2 separate regions of the Homo sapiens genome follow, and region 1 is linked to region 2. A link is a loop called in an ENCODE intact Hi-C map of the cell type or tissue named here. Cell type or tissue: PC-9. All regions are shown on one strand. Links, peaks and the distances in the headings refer to the core of each region. The heading gives the core; the rest is flanking DNA.

Region 1 (8,047 bases), core at 1,622-6,621, 430 kb before region 2:
TTCGGGTCAAGGTGTACGACTTCCCGTAAGTCACTGAAACTTCTTGTTTCTTCCTTTACTCTGTGGCAGGAGAGGGTTAGGTTAAAGGGCCTCCTCTGGAAAAAGCATTCCATTAGCAAACCATGTCTCCACAGCGTTAGAGGCCAGGGTCATGGCCACAGAATCTTAGCCATGGTCCCTGTTCTCAGGGTATTTGTGATCTTAGAGAGACAAGTGCATGGACTGGTGGTGGGGATAAGTCCATTGTGTTGGATTTTGTGCCGACTCGAAGGTCTTATTTCTTTTACAGTATATATTTGAAGTGTGCAGCATGGCATTTTGCAGTACATATCCATAGTGAAATGAATACTACAGTCAAGCAAATTAACATATCCATCTCCTGACAGTTACCTTTGTGTGTGTGTGTGTGTGTGTGTGTGTGTGGTGAGAACACCTGAAATCTACACTCTTTGCCAATTTCCAGCATTCAATACAGTGTTATTAGCTACGGTCAGCATGCTTATTTCAACCACAGGGATTTAGAAAGGGATGATAGTAGTGGTCTGGGAAGCTTTGAGGAGGAGGGAATAGCTTGGAAGGATGGTTAGAATGTGAGTAGGGGAGGGGAGAAGGGAAACATCCAGGTACAAGGAGCAGAGAATAAAGACGGGAGCACAGCGTGCCTGTGGGACCTGGATGAGCCTTGGAGCAGAGGCATCTGTTGGAAGAAGTAGCTGAATAGATTGGATGGGCCTGTGAAACGAGGCCCTAAAAGCCACTGGGTTCCTCCCTCCCTCCCTCCCTGTTTTAGAGGTTTAGAGATAAAACTGGTGAAATTAAAAGGGACCAAAAAAGCAGTGGTTCTCAATCCTGGTGGCACATGAGAAAATTAAGGATGCTGGACTCATTCTCCAGAAATTCTCATGTAATTGGTCTGGAAAGGGGATCTAAATGTAGTTTCCTTCCTTCCTTCCTTCCTTCCCTCCCTCCCTCCCTCCTTCCCTCCCTCCCTTTCTCCCTCCCTTCCTCCTTTCTTTCCTTTTATTCTTCTTTCGATCCTTCCTCTTTCTCTTTCTGCAGAGCAGCAATCAAAATGGAAAAGAAATGAACATAAAGAGATTTGTTTTGTTTTGTTTTTTGAGATGGAATTTCACTCTTGTTGCCCAAGCTAGAGTGCAATGGCATGATCTCAGCTCACTGCAACCTCCACCTCCCAGGTTCAAGTGATTCTCCTGCCTCGGACTCCTGAGTAGCTGGGATTACAGGTGCATGCCACCACGCCCAGCTAATCTTTTGTATTTTTAGCAGAGACAGGGTTTCACTATTTTGGCCAGGCTGGTCTTGAACTCCTGAACACAGACAATCTGCCCGCCTCGGCCTCCCAAAGTGCTGAGATTACAGGCATGAGCCACCGTGCCTGGCCAAAGAGATGTTTTAAGGGGAAAAAATGCTAGCTATCTTGAATAATGAAACATAGCTGAATTAAAGAAGAGATTCTATTCATTTCTTTAAAATATTGGTTGAGCACTTACCATATGCCTCACACCGAATCAAGCTAAGGAAAATCAGAGGTTAAGACCTTTGTCCTGTCTTCAAGGAGTTTATATGTAATAGGTGACAAAATAACCACAATATGAGAAGAATATGAAAGCTGACTTAAGGGTAATTTTTTAAAAAGGTGTAAAGATATAGAGAATAGAGAGACAGAGGTTCCCTCTTGAGGAGAGAGTGAAGGACACTCTACAGAGGTACCACTTAGCTGCAGTTTGAAGCCTGGGGAGGTTTTTGGCAGGGGAGGTGGGGGAAGGGACCCTCACATGACAGTCATCACTAGGTGTAAGAGAAGCCATAAAAATGACTGGGGGCGGCTGGGTGCAATGGCTCACGCCTGTAATCCCAGCACTTTGGGAAGCCGAGGCAGGCGGATCACAAGGTCAGAAGTTCAAGACCAGCTTGACCAACATGATGAAATCCCGTCTCTACTAAAAATACAAAAATTAGCCGGGCATGGGGTGGTGAGTGCCTTTAATTCCAGCTACTTGGCAGGCTGAGGCAGGAGAATTGCTTGAACTCAGGAGGCGGAGGTTGCAGTGAGCCAAGACGGGGCCACTGCACTCCAGCCTGGGCAATAAAGTGAGACCCTGTCTCAAACAAGCAAAATGACTGGGTGCAATGAATAGCAGAATTAGTGCATAGTGACAAACAGCCTTATCCCTAAGAAGCATGAGGTGTATGGAAGGGTTGGTGGAGAAGGTGGATTAGTGCCAGAAAAGGTTAGAAAGGTGAGTTTATTTTTAAAACTGTTAACTAAAAAAAAGTTAACAATATTTTATTTTATTTTATTTTATTTTTTTTAAGACAGGGTCCCACTCTGTCACCCAGGCTGGAGTGCAGTGACATGATCTTGGCTCACTGCAACCTCTGCCTCCTGGGTTCAAGCGATTCTTCCTGTCTCAGCCTCCCAAGCAGCTGAGAGTACAGGCACATGCCAATTTTTGTATTTTTAATAGAGATGGGATTTTGCCATGTTGGCCGGGCTGGTCTTGAACTCCTGACCTCAGGTGATCCACCCATCTTGGCCTCCCAAAGTGCTGGGATTACAGGTGTGAGCCACTGTGCCCAGCCTATTTCTTGACCTTAGTGGTGGTTATATGGATGTCTGTAAGTATTGCTTTAAATATGCATATAAGATTTATAAACTTTATTCATGTAAGTTATATTTCACTGTTTAAAAATGTTTAAGGAACAGTATAAAATCAAAATAATCATCATAAACATATAACACCTACCAATACAATCTTGAGCTATATCAGATACATAGAAAAAATTCAAAAATTAACAGTTGCATTTGGAAATGTTTATTCATTGATATGAATGGGCAAAAATACAATTAAAAATATATGGCCAGGTGTGGTGGCTCATAACTGTAATCCCAGTACTTTGGGAGGACAAGGTGGGCAGATCACTTGAGACCAGGAGTTTGAGATCAGCCTGGACAACATGGTGAAAACCCATCTTTACTAAAAATACAAAAATTAGGCATGGTGGCACGGACCTGTAGTCCCAGGTACTTGGGAGGCTGAGGCATGAGAATTGCTTGAACCCTGGAGGTGGAGGTTGCAGTAAGTCAAGATCATGCCTGGGTGACAGAGCAAGATTCTGTCTCAAATATATATATATATATGTGTGTGTGTGTGTGTGTGTGTGTGTGTGTGTACACAACACAAACAGAAAACATTCTTTTGATTATACCTAAAACATCTGCAATAATAGATCACATATTAGGCCATAAAGGAAGTTTCAGTAAGTTCCAAGGAATCAATCCCATTCTGACAATGTTTTCCAACTACAATGCCATCACAGAATTAATATTTTTTAAAAGATGGCTAAAATAAAGTCCTGCTTATTCAGAAACTAAATAGCACACTATTAAATAACATTTGGACTAAAAAAAATAGAACTGAATAAAATACTACATGATTGAATTTGTACACATCTAAAGCAGTACTTAAAGGCAAATTTATAGTCTTAAATACATTAATTAACAAAAAAGTTAAAAACAAATGAGGTTTCCTAATAAGATATTATCTCACACCCACTAGGATGGCAACTATAAAAAAATCAGAAAATAACAAGTGTTTTGAGGATCAGCTTAACTTTTAAATTAGGTACTATCCGCATATGATAAAATGCACACATTTTAGAAGTCTGATTTTTTAAGGTCTTGAATGCCCAGGTAAGGGATTTGGATGGCTGGAGGTCATACAATACAGTAAACAGTTTAACAGACAGCCGGGGGCTGTGGCTCACGCCTGTAATCCCAGCACTTTGGGAGGCCGAGGAGGGCAGATCACGAGGTCAAGAGATCAAGACCATCCTGGCCAACGTGGTGAAACCCAGTCTCTATTAAAAATACAAAAAATTAGTGTGGTGTCACATGCCTGTAGTCCCAGCTACTCAGGAGGCTGAGGCAGGAGAATCGCTTGAACCCAGGAGACAGAGTTTGCAGTGGGCCAAGACTGTACGCCACTGCACTCCAGCCTGGTGACAGAGCGAGACTCTGTCTCAAATAAAAAACAAAAAACAGACTTGGCATTGAATTACAGTTTAGTCATTTGCTCACTATGTAATCTTGGACAAATGACTTGAGCCTCAGGGCCTTATTTCCTCATCTCCAATGGTGACAGGAATACACCCCTGGGGAATGTAGAAAAGGATCAAATAAAGTATTGTGTGCAATGTATACCTCTTCTTGGATATTTGACTTCATGGAATGCATCTTTTCCTTAAAAAAACCTGATTGAGGCCCTTATTGTAGAAAACACCTGGTAGTTGGTGCCTCTGTTTTATCTTCCAACTCTGGTCTCCATCCTGAACACTGTAACCAAGTTAGGCTCTGTTCAGCATTGCTTTCACCATTCTGTTCCTTCCACAAAAGCTTTTGGCGAGTCCCCACTGGCCTGAGGTGAAAATCTGAATGCTTTACATTAGAGTTCAAGGCCTTCTGAAGTCTGTCCTCAATCTGCTTTGCCACTCTCTGCTCCTCTATATTTGTAGTTTTATTTTATTTATTTTACGACAGTGTCTCACTGTCACCCAGGCTGGAGTGCAGTGGTGCCATCTCGACTCACTGCAGGCTCTGCCTCCAGGATTCAAGCGATTCTTATTCCTCAGCCTCCAGAGTAACTGGAATTACAGGCGCGCACCACCACACCTGGCTAATTTTTGTAATTTTTTTTAGTAGAGACGGGGTTTTACCATGTTGGCCATGCTGGTCTCGAACTCCTGACCTCAGCCCGCCTTGGCCTCCCAAAGTGCTGGGATTACAGGCCTGAGCCACCATACCCGGCCTAATTGTAGTTTTAAAACTCTTAAATTCTCTATAAAATCTGATGTGGCAAAAAACAAACAAACAAATGAAAAGAAAAAAAAACCACCCAAACTCTTAAAGTTACAGAACCCAGAGCTCTTTGTTCAAATGGAATCTCTTGTTCAAAAACATTGTAGCTCCATCCATCAGGCAGATGAGAGTGAAGCTTTTGGTTGAAGCCGGGATGAGGGTCCCAGATTGACTTCCTCTCCCCTCCCATTTCCTCCTTTCCATTCCTACCTGCTTAGTTCCCCGAGATGAGTCTCTTCAGGATATTGTTTGAAACCCATTGCCTTCCGGGAATGTCCTTAGGTAGAAATAGGTCCTCTCTCCTCAAGGAACAAAGGGGTCACTGAACTCCATGTGTGTTACCCTCCACTGGGCCTCTCGCCTGACCCTCCTCTGGTGGTTTGCTCATCAGTCAGGGACCCTGCCTCATAAAAGGCCCCCTCTGTGATGTAATGTTAACATGCTCAGCTACGCCTCTGGCATGAGTACAACAGCAATTTTAATCATATGCCTTTTTGTAGCAGCCTTTAAGCAGCCAAGGGTATCGCAACAAATCACAGCCCCGTGAAAACAGTTTTAACAGGGGACTGTCTGATGTGGTACAAGCATTCCCTTGGTCTGATTTCACCTAGAAAATGTTGTGTCAAGAGCAGTGGTTTTCAAACCTGCAGATGGGGCCTTGGAACTTGTGTTTGCAGATAATCCCCTGAGTTCAGAATCAGTAGTATGGGCACTAGAAAACAGCTAAGGAGAATGGAAATTTCTAGTTGAGTGCAGGGGTGCAGGGAGGATGGTACACTCAGAGACGAGAATATGTGCTGTACTTCGTGTGGATATTTTCTCACATGAAGGAACAGAAGAGTGGAAAGTGCAGAAGAAGTAGGTTTTCAGGGGGTTGTCTTGCTTTCGGTTTTGAGCAGATGGAGTTTAAAACAGCCATGGGCCAATGAAGTGCAGATTTCCAGCAGGTAGTTGGAAATTTGAGTCTGGGACTCAAGAGTGAAGTGAGGGGTGAGCTGATAAAACAGAATCATCTGTATGAAGGAGAGAGTTGAAGGTGTAAAATGAGTGAGTTTTTTAAGGAAGAGAGGAGAGCCTTGTGAAATGCCTATGTTTAGTTTCCAGAGGAAGAGAGTAGAGTGAGTAAAGGAGGTGGGAGATGTGGCCAGAAAGGAACAACAGAAGTTCACCTGCCAACTCACAGGGAGGGAAGAGCTTCTAGGAGGAGGAGGTGGGTGGGTGGCCAATGGGGTGTGATATGGTTAGGCTTTGTGTCCCTATCCAAATCTCATTTTGTCTTTTTTCTTTTTTTTGAGATGGAGTCTCATGCTGTTGCCTAAGCTGGAGTGCACTGGTGCGATCTCTGCTCACTGCAACCTCCGCCTCCCAGGTTCAAGAGATTCTCCTGCCTCAGCCTCCAAAGTAGCTAGGATTACAGGCACCTGCCACCACACCCAGCTAATTTTTGTATTTTCTCTACAGATGGGGTTTTGCCATGTTGGCCAGGCTGGTCTTGAACTCCTGACCTCAGGTGATCCACCCACCTCGGCCTCCCAAAGTGCTGGGATTGCAGGCGTGAGCCACTGTGCCCGGCCAAATCTCATTTTGAATTGTAATCCTCAGATGTCAAGGGAGAAAAGTAATTGAATGATGGGAGTAGTTTCCCCCATGCTGTTCACGTGATAATGAGTGAATTCTCACGAGATCTGATGGTTTTATAATGGTAGTTTTTCTCGTGCTGTCACACAGTCTCTCTTGCCTGCCACCATGTAAGATGAGTCTGCTCCCCCTTCTGCCATGACTGTAAGTTTCCTTCCCAAGGAAGTTGGCTTCCCAAGACATGTGGAATTTAAGCCTCTTTTCTTTATAAATTATCCAGTCTTGGGCAATTCTTTATAGCAGTGTGAAAACGGACTAATACAGGGTGAATGTTATTAACTACAGTTCCTGGGGAGGATAAAAGGTGAGAAGCAGTCAGGACTTTGGAATTCAGGTCACCTTGCAGTATGTATGATGTGGATGGGTGGTTTTCATGGGCCTGAGAGCTGAGTGGGAAGTGAGAAGTCTCCTTTACCTTTCTGGGACTTCATGGAGATCATTTCAATCTGATAAGTCTCCTGACCACCTTCTTACTCTTGCTTTGTACAGAAAATATTATTTTTAAGAAGTCTGGCTGGTGTGGTGGCTTACACCTGTAATCCCAGCACTTTGGGAGGCTGAAGCGGGTGGATCACTTGAGGTTAGGAGTCTGAGACCAGCCTGGCCAACATGGCAAAACCCCATCTCTGCTAAAAATACAAAAATTAGCTGGGTGTGGTGGCGCACGTCTGTAATACCAGCTACTCTGGAGGCTGAGGCAGAGAATCGCTTGAACCTGGGAGGCAGAGATTGCAGTGAGCCAAGATTGTGCCACTGCACTCCAGCCTGGGCAACAGAGCGAGATTCTTTGTGTGTGTGTGTGTGTGTGTGTGTGTGTGTGTGTGTGAGAAAGAGCACACTTTACTGGGAAGCAGACTGCTGCACAGTGACCAACAGACGAAGGCCACCCAATGGGCACTTACACATTGTACTCCAAAAGACACAGGATGTTTTTCTAATAAAAATCACTGGGAACAGGGATTCCTCTGGGCAAATCCCCCAACCTCATCCCTTTCAGGGATTGAGAAATCTCCCAACCATTTTCCTGATGGCAGCTGTGGTTCACTAGAGAGACAGCCCCTCAGGGGTGCCTTCCTGTTTCTTATAAAGAACATTTTCTTTAGATTTTTTGAAGTCTTCATTTGTTGCTTTCATTCTACGTTCTCTTAAGGCCATCAGACCAGCTTCTGTACAGATTTGCCTTGATGTCAGCATCAGAGAGGTCATCTTTAGCCACGATCAAGTCATCCAGGGTTACATCATCTGCCAGCATCATCCTGCTTGTGTGAATCTGAAAGATGCACTTCTTAGTCTTTTCATCAGGCAGGGGGAACTTGATCTTCCTGCCAGTGCGGCCTGGTCTGATAAGTGCTGGATCCAAAGTTTCTCTTCAGTTTGTGGTCATGATATCTTTCACATCTCCCCTAGAATCAAATCCATCCAACTGGTTCAACAGTTCCAACATTGTTTGCTGAATTTCTCTCTCACCACCAGAATTTGAGTCATATCTTTTTGTCCCAATGGCGTCAGTTTCATCAGTAAACACGATGG
Region 2 (8,047 bases), core at 1,308-6,307:
GTGTGCAAGATCAAAACAGGTAGGGAGAGGCTAGGGATGACCACTTAAGGACTTGAAATCCTAATTGGAAGTAGAATTGGTCTTGGGAAAGAAATGCCTCTAGGAACTATCCAAGCAGTTTTCCAACTTCTCCACTGTCTGGCTCCCCCTCCAGATTCTTTAACCACCCTTATTCTTACCCTTATTCCCTTATTCTTTTAATCTCTTAAATTCTACAATCCAGGCATATCAAGTTTTTGTAGTTTCTTTTTTTTTGAGAAGGAGTCTCAGTCTGTCGCCCAGGCCGGACTGCAGTGGCACTATCTCGGCTCACTGCAAGCTCCGCCTCCTGGGTTCACACCATTCTCTTGCCTCAGCCTCCCGAGTAGCTGGGACTACAGGCACCCGCCACCACACCCAGCTAATTTTTTGTATTTTTAGTACAGACGGGGTTTCACCGTGTTAGCCAGGATGGTCTCGATCTCCTAACCTCGTGATCCACCCGCCTTGGCCTCCCAAAGTGCTGGGATTACAGGCGTGAGCCACCGTGCCCAGCCTTTGTAGTTTCTTAAACTTGCTGCAAACTCAGTCTCCTTAGGACCTTTGCACATGCTGCTTCCAGCCACCTATAAACATTTCTATTCCTAATTCAGGGCTAGCTTAGGTGTTACCTTCTCCAGGAGGCCTACTGAGACACACTTCTCTTTCCTACCATCCGAAAATATCCCATCTTTTGGGCTCTGCCTGGTTACTTGTCCATCTCCTCTACTAACCTATAAGCTCTATGAAGGCAGAGACAAAATCCATCTCTATAATGGTGACCTGACAGTGCCTGGCACACAGGAAGTCCTCAAAGAATATGTTGCAGATTCTGTCACTGCCCCATCCATAGCCCCTTGTGCTTATCTCTTTAGTTGAAGCTGGTCCAACTTCCAACTGCCAGCCCCTGCTTGCCCCAGGGCTTTCTCTGGCCACTAAAGCCTGCTTTGCCTATTTCAGGATCAAGGCATAAGTTCCAGGAAAGTCATGCTCCCTAGGAGCAGCCTCAACCAGTGATTGATGGGACTTTGTGTAGAAATACCCAAGCTTCCTCACCCCTTGGTGAGATAACTCTGAGGCATGTATTCTACACTGGATCTTAAAGTTTCCCAGTATGATTAAGCTCCCACAATGGTAGCAAATTCAACAATGCACCCTTTACTGGCCACCCTCCTTTCTGTCTTCTTCACTTCCAGAGTGCCAATAAACTCCTTGCTCTTGAATCCTTGACTTAGCATCTGCTTCCCTGAGAACCCACTCTAGGACAGAATGTTTGCTGAATCAATGAGTGAGCCTCTGTCCCAGTCTCTGCCGCCCACTCAGCACACCACAACTGGTGCATGAAAACTGATTGCTAGTAGGCATACATGTTCCGAGCAGGGGAGAGCATATACACAACAGGAAATTTCAAATCTTCATTTCTGTCTCTACTGGCATTTATCATTGAGACCATGCAAAGAAACCTTATTTTATTTAAAAGTGCAATGTTGAAGAGTGGCATTGAATAAGATGATTAAATAAGTAACATGGCACCTGTGAGTGTAATTAGCTCTAGCAATAGAGACCAAGACTGGCTAGATTATTTGCCAGAGAAATACTACTACTTGGTTTTCGTCTGCCTGGCAACAGACTGACATTGTACAATCCTTCTCCCATCCTGCTGCACTAATGGAGACTAAGAGCCACTCCAAGTGGGTCACCAAACAGTGGACTGGATGAAAATGTTGAAGGCAGGAATGAAATTCAGTCTTTTTCTTTTTTTTCCCTCCACTACAAATCACTGTAATTTGGAGAGGGGATTTGCAGTGGATTATACATGGCTCTAGGGCCACAGAGGGTACCTTCTCTTTTATTCCCCTGACACACTTCATCCTACAATTCTCCATTTTTCCTTAGCAGGGGAAGAATATTGCACTGGTTCTTTGGGGGATGAATACTAGAGATACTCGAAAAGTATGCAGCTTAATCCTGCGAGGGGTCCTTTAGAGTCGGAAAATTGATGGTCCAAGATTTGAAGTTCTCCTTGGGCCAAAACCCAGCTCCATCTCTAAGGGTGAGGGCAGAAGGGAGAAGCAGGCCTACAAAAAAATGGTATTTGTACTTCCCTCCTATTCTCAAAAGAAAGTGGTCTTAATTAAACATGAGTGATTCTTGACAGGGTAAAGAAATCTTAAGAAACTAAGAACTCAAAGAGTTGAAGAAGAGAGAGCAGTCTTGCTGTACTCAGAGTGTGTGCCTGAGTGTACCTGCACGTGCACGGGTGGGGAGTGGAGGGACAGGTTTCCCACTTTACTTGAATCTGGACTCTCCTCTCTAAGGCTGACTGACATGTTTCCCTGCTTCCATCCCTTCCTTTCAAATTCAATCACCTCACCATGTTACCAGCCCAGATCTTACCGTTGGACTGTGCTGACAAGTGATAAGTGTGTCCCTGTTGCCTCCAGGGACTGAGACCCCTGCAGAGCCCAGACAGGATCCCAGGAAGCCTGAGGGAATGGCAGGGACTGAGACAAAGGGCAAGCTGGTGCCTGGTTTCCAGGAAGCAGCTACAACCTGGAGCCAGCTTATGGCAGGATGGTGAGTCCAGTGACATCAAACCCTCCGATTTTTCCAAGAGATGCCAGAAAGGTACTGACTTTTAAAACTTTATAAGAATTAAACAAAACAAGTACGTAGGGTTTAAAAAAAAAAAAAAAAAGGTCATCTCATGGCCACCAGCTTGCAAGCTCCAGCCTACAAGATAAAGCTTAAGTCCTTAAGCATGACCTCCAAAGTCCTTTATGGTCTTGTCTGCCCCTGTTGTAGTTCCAGAACTACTCAGTCCTTTGTCCCCAAAGCCCCAACCCACACCTCTCCCTGAGTGTCAGCTCAAGCTAGTATGTAGGATTGAAAAGGACAGTACAGATTTGTCTTGACATGGAGTTCACATTTCACATAGCAAACTAGCTATTTATGCTTAGAATGCTTATTTAGGGTAGCTTTGAAGGGTGTTGAGGAGATTATGGGAGGGCACCAAACCCCCCGACTCTGGTTTCCTCTAACAAGAACGTTCTTCTATGCTCTTGGCCACCTTGCAAAATTGTATCTGTTCTTCAAAACTCAGGTTGAGCGTCCCTGGAGACTTTACTGACTCCAGAAAGAATCGCTCTCTTTCCCCCTCCCTGCTCCATCCACCCCCCTCCCCGCTCCATCCACCCCCTCCCCCCACACCTTGCATACATTTTTCACTATTATATGTGTGGTAATGTGCTGTATTATTGCTCCCACGTCTGCTCCCCTGCGGACTGTGAACTGTCGAGTTTGAGGACTGCGTCTCATCCTCAGGGCTTTGTTCCCAGAGCCCTCCCTCTGCTTCTGTATTCCGACACGGAGTCATCTATCACACTTCTGCGAACACACCAGACATCCAATAGCTGCTTGTTGTAATGAAACCAAAAGGAGAACTGAGAATTCACGTTGCCAGACTCCTGATTCACAACTTTCCTGTAGAACGCACCTCGCCCGCCACCTGCCTAACCCACTTACGTAACCCAGTTTGGCGTTTCCTATGTCTCACTGGGCCTGCGAGGTTGTGCGGCGGCCCCACCTGCTGCGGAGCTGGGGGACTGCCGCGGGGGAGCAGGTGGACCGCAGAGCGCAATTACGCAGAGCCGTGTCTGGCCAGATTGGGAGCGGGAACAGCTTCGTCAGACTGCCTGGGTGCAGCACCTGGGCTGTGAGAAAGGCGAGAAGGGAAGGATGAGCCATATCACCGCGCTTGCGGAGGACGTGGCGCTGGAGCGTGGGCAGGGTCTGCGGGGTGCAGCCAGAGGGATTGGCGCAGCTCCCTGAGAACCACCTGGGTTTCTGGGTAGGAGGAGTCCTGGGAAAGACCTTGCATGGGTGGATGAAACAATCTTCTATTTGTGGTGGACGCCAAGGGGAGTGTTCGGAGACGCCCAGGCATGTGGGCAGGGGAGGGTGGCTGCAACGCCTTCGGCACCTGGGGTTCTTGCACCAGCTGGACCAAACCATGGACCGAGAGACAGATGGTCCTTCATCTCCCAGTGCCTGTCCAGGTGAGCATACGAGGCAGCGATTCTGACCCTGCGTTTGGTCTGCCTCCTGGACTCGAATGGAGCCACACATGTCCACGGGAAGAAAACGGGGTTGCCCCAAACAGTGTTCCCTGGAACCACAGGCCCAGGCAAATTTCCGTTGAGGCAGTGAGAAGTATTTGGAAAATAAATGCACCCTTTACCAGAGAAGGGACCTCATCATCTTTGACATTTTGAAACCCTGGGGGGAATGTCTTTGGTGCCAGGACTTGCCTTGCATTATTTCAGTTAATCTCACGCCACCTCCCGGGGTAGGTATCATTTTAAATCATCAGAGACCTCATGTTTGCCCCCAGAGCAGGCACCAGCTGCTGCTGGTAAGATCCACACACGGTCCCCCACCCCTTGCCCCATGCCAGTTTTCTTTTGGTGGGCTTGCATTAATCCAAGCTTCTATGTGGTGACCTGGGAGAGAGGAGCAGGCTAGGTGATGGGGAGAAGGTGGTGATGGAATGCTATGTTTCCCCCCTCTAAGGGCTTCCACCAGCTGGAGTATGGCCAGGAATACAAGGGCATGACGCTGATAGGATTCTTCAAGTATGAGTCAAGGACTCCAGGGCTGGGCAGACTTGCTTGCTGCATTTGGAGTGGAGGAGACTATTCTTCTTGTCTGCATAGAAACAGCCCTGCTCTGGTGCCCATAGGACAGGGAGCTTTGAATGAATCCCAAAACAACAACCTTGCCTGGTTTTGGCAATGCAATGACAAGCACTCCTTGTGGCCCTGCAGAAACAAGGTGGGTGGAGGTGGGGAACAGGTGCAGGAGAGTCAACGGGAGTGATGTGATGGAGCAGACGACTGCAGCTAACAGACTGGCTCTGCGCACAGGAGACACTCTTTTGAGACTCAGAACAAATAGGGGACACTGTGAAGAGGGTTTCTGGAAGCCAGGCTGGGGAGGGTGTAGCTTTGGTAACTATAATTTGTCATTAAAAATGAGTGTGTCATATTACAGACACAGGCCCACGAGGTCACTTGGTCACCTGGATCACACCACCGTAATGAAGATAAAAAAACAGATTCAGAGAAATTAAGTACTTTTTCAAAATTCCACACTAAGACAGGGGAACGGAGAACAAGCAGTTGGGATGGGAAACCAGCTCTTCCTAATTCCTCGGGAGAGCACAGTACTGTGGGAACTACAGTCTTTCATTCTCATCACAGATCTAGCTGTTCTTCTGTGGCAAGTGAGGTAATTGCTTGAATGTTAGTTTTTTTGCCTTGACTTCTTCATCTTTTTTTTTTTTTTTTTTTTTTGAGATGAAATTTCACTCTTGTTACTCAGGCTGGACTGCAATGGCGCAATCTCGGCTCATTGCAACCGCCGCCTCCTGGGTTCAAGTGATTCTCCTGCCTCAGCCTCCTAAGTAGCTGGGATTACATGTGCATGCCACGACACCTGGCTAATTTTTGTATTTTTAGTAGAGATGGGATTTCACCATGTTAGCCAGGCTAGTCACGAACTCCTGACCTCAGGTGATCCACCGGCCTCAGCCTCCCGAAGTGCTGGGATTATAGGCGTGAGCCACCATGGCCAGCTGATTTCTTCATCTTTTAGTGAAATTCATATAGTACCTACACCTAATAACCCTAGTAAAATGGAATCGTTAAGGTCTCATAAGGAAATATAGTTGAGCTCATCTGGTACAAAGAAGATAATTTACAGACAAGGTGAAGCATTCCATTTTTTAATGTAGCTGGAGTAAATAGGAGTGACTTACATTGCAGAAAAACTAAACTGTTGCAAATGGAAGTTGAGTAACTGTTGAAATCAGTGATTTGTCTTGTTTTTTTAAGAATAACACTCTAGAAGACAATAACATTAACATGGCAATACTCCTTAAGTTGATCTACAGATTCAATGCAATCCTTATGAAAATTCCTGCCGCCTCTTTTGTCTAAATTGACAAACTGATCATAAAATTTATATAGAAATACACGGGACCCAGAATAGCCAAAACAGTCTTGAAAAAAAACAAAGTTGAAAGACACAAACTTTCCAATTTCAAAATGTATGACAAATCTACACTAACCAAGACAGTGCAGTACTGCCATAAGGATAGACATGTATTGAGAGTCCAGAAATAAAATCATATATTTATAGTTAATTGGTTTTTGACAAGGGTTCCCAGGAAACCCAATGAAGAAAGAATAGTCTTTCAAACAAATGGTGTTGGAATAACTGGCTATCCACATGGAAAAGAATGAAGTTGGACCTGTACCTCACACCACATACAAAATTAGCTCAAAATGAATCAGAGATTTAAGTGTAAGTGCTAAGATATGATACTCTAAAAAGAACAGAGGAGTAAATCTGTGTGACCTTGGATTAAGCAATGGTTTCTTAGACGTGACACCAAAAGCGTTAAGCAAAAAAAGAAAAAGAAAGATACATCAAAATTATGGATTTTACAGATGAAGTCAAAAAATAGACTTGATCAACATTAAAAACTTTTTTGTGGCAAAGGGCACTATCAAGAAAGTGACAAGACAACCCACAGAATAGGAGAAAATACTTGCAAATCATATATATGATAAGCATCTAGTATTTAGAATATATAAAGAGTTCTTATAATGTAATCATAAAAAGACAAGGAACGAAATTTTTTGAGCAACCGATTTGAATAGGCAGAAATTACATACAAAAAAGATATACAAATGGCCAATATGCAAAGAAAAGATGTTCAGCATCACTAGTAATTAGGAAAATGAAAATCAAAACCACAATGAGGTACCACTTCGCACCTACCAGGATAGCTATAATAAAAAAGATAGACAAATGTGGCGGAGAGAGTGTGGAGATACTGGAACTCTCATACACTGCTGGTGAAAATGTAAAATGGTGTTTCCCTCTGGAAAACAATTTTGCTATTCTAAAGTAAATTAAACAGTAATTCTGTTCCTAGATACATGCCTAAGAGAATTGAAAAGATACATCCACATAATAACCTGTACACAAAGGTTCACAGAGGCATTATTCATGATAGCCAAAAAGTGAAAACAACACAAATGTCTATCAATTGATGAATGGATAAACAAAATGTGGTCTATACATACAATTGAATATTATTCAGCCATGAGAAGAATGAAAAACCAATATATACAACAACATGGGTGAACCTTGAGAACATTATGCTACATAAAATAAGCCAGACCCCAAAAGCCACGTTATAGATTCCATTTATATGAAGTCTGGAAAGGCAAATCCATAGAGACAGAAAGTAGATTAGTGGTTGCCAAGGGCTGGAGGAGGGGAGCATGGGAAGTGACTATTAATGGGGTTGGTGTTTCTTTCTGGGAGTAATAGAAATGTCCTGGAATTAGTGGTGATGGTTACAAAACTTTGTGATTACATTAAAAACCATCAAATTGTACACTTTAAAAAGGCAAATTTTATGGAATATTAATTACATCTCAATAAAAAAATGCTCAGGTGTAGGAGAAAGGAAGGAAGGAAAGAAGGAAGGAAGGAGAGAGAGAGAAAGAAAGAAGGAAGGAAGGAAAGAAAAAAAGAAAAAGAGAGAGGGGGAGGGAGAGAGGGAGGGAGAGAGGAAGGAAGGAAAGAAGGAAGGAAGGAAGGAAGGGAGGGAGGGAGGGAGGGAAAGAGAGACAGAAAGATAGAATAACACTATAAGAAGTGTGTTGTCTGGCCCGACAGTGCAACCCACACTCTTCCAAGAAAAAAGAACGGCATGTCCCCCACAGAGAACAAGAAGGGGGGTCTCCACTGTCTCTTATATTAGGGTTTTCCACTTAGACAAAACAAATAGGATGGATGGACAGATGATAGATAATGAGAGAGGATTCATTAGGAAAAATGACTCGTGATTATGGAGGCTGAGAAGTCCCACGAAGAGCCAACGGCAAGCCGGAGGCCCAGGGAAGTCGACAGTGTGGCTCAGTCCAAGACTAAGGCCTGAGAATCCTATGGG

The links. A loop is a pair of places that touch in the nucleus more often than their neighbours do. Peaks named below come from ENCODE experiments on the same cell type or tissue, not always from the same donor. Only the 100,000 strongest peaks of a DNase experiment are listed, where the experiment ranks them.
Region 1: a loop joins it to region 2, with 17 times the contacts of the local background. A loop is called at or near these places in 1 of 110 quality-filtered maps.

What each region holds. Positions count from the first base shown.
Region 1 is chr6:4,703,294-4,711,340 of GRCh38, reverse strand. It overlaps the pseudogene PSMC1P11 and a transcript of CDYL not described here. Among named protein-coding and RNA genes, the nearest start is that of CDYL-AS1, 68 kb to the left of the region's middle. In PC-9, for the core only: no CTCF peak of the experiment used is centred there; a DNase peak (open chromatin) is centred at 4,150; H3K27ac peaks cover 1,319 bases.
Region 2 is chr6:4,277,539-4,285,585 of GRCh38, reverse strand. No RefSeq gene overlaps it. Among named protein-coding and RNA genes, the nearest start is that of ECI2-DT, 150 kb to the right of the region's middle. In PC-9, for the core only: CTCF peaks have their summits at 3,392 and 3,594; DNase peaks (open chromatin) are centred at 3,565 and 4,675; H3K4me3 peaks cover 928 bases.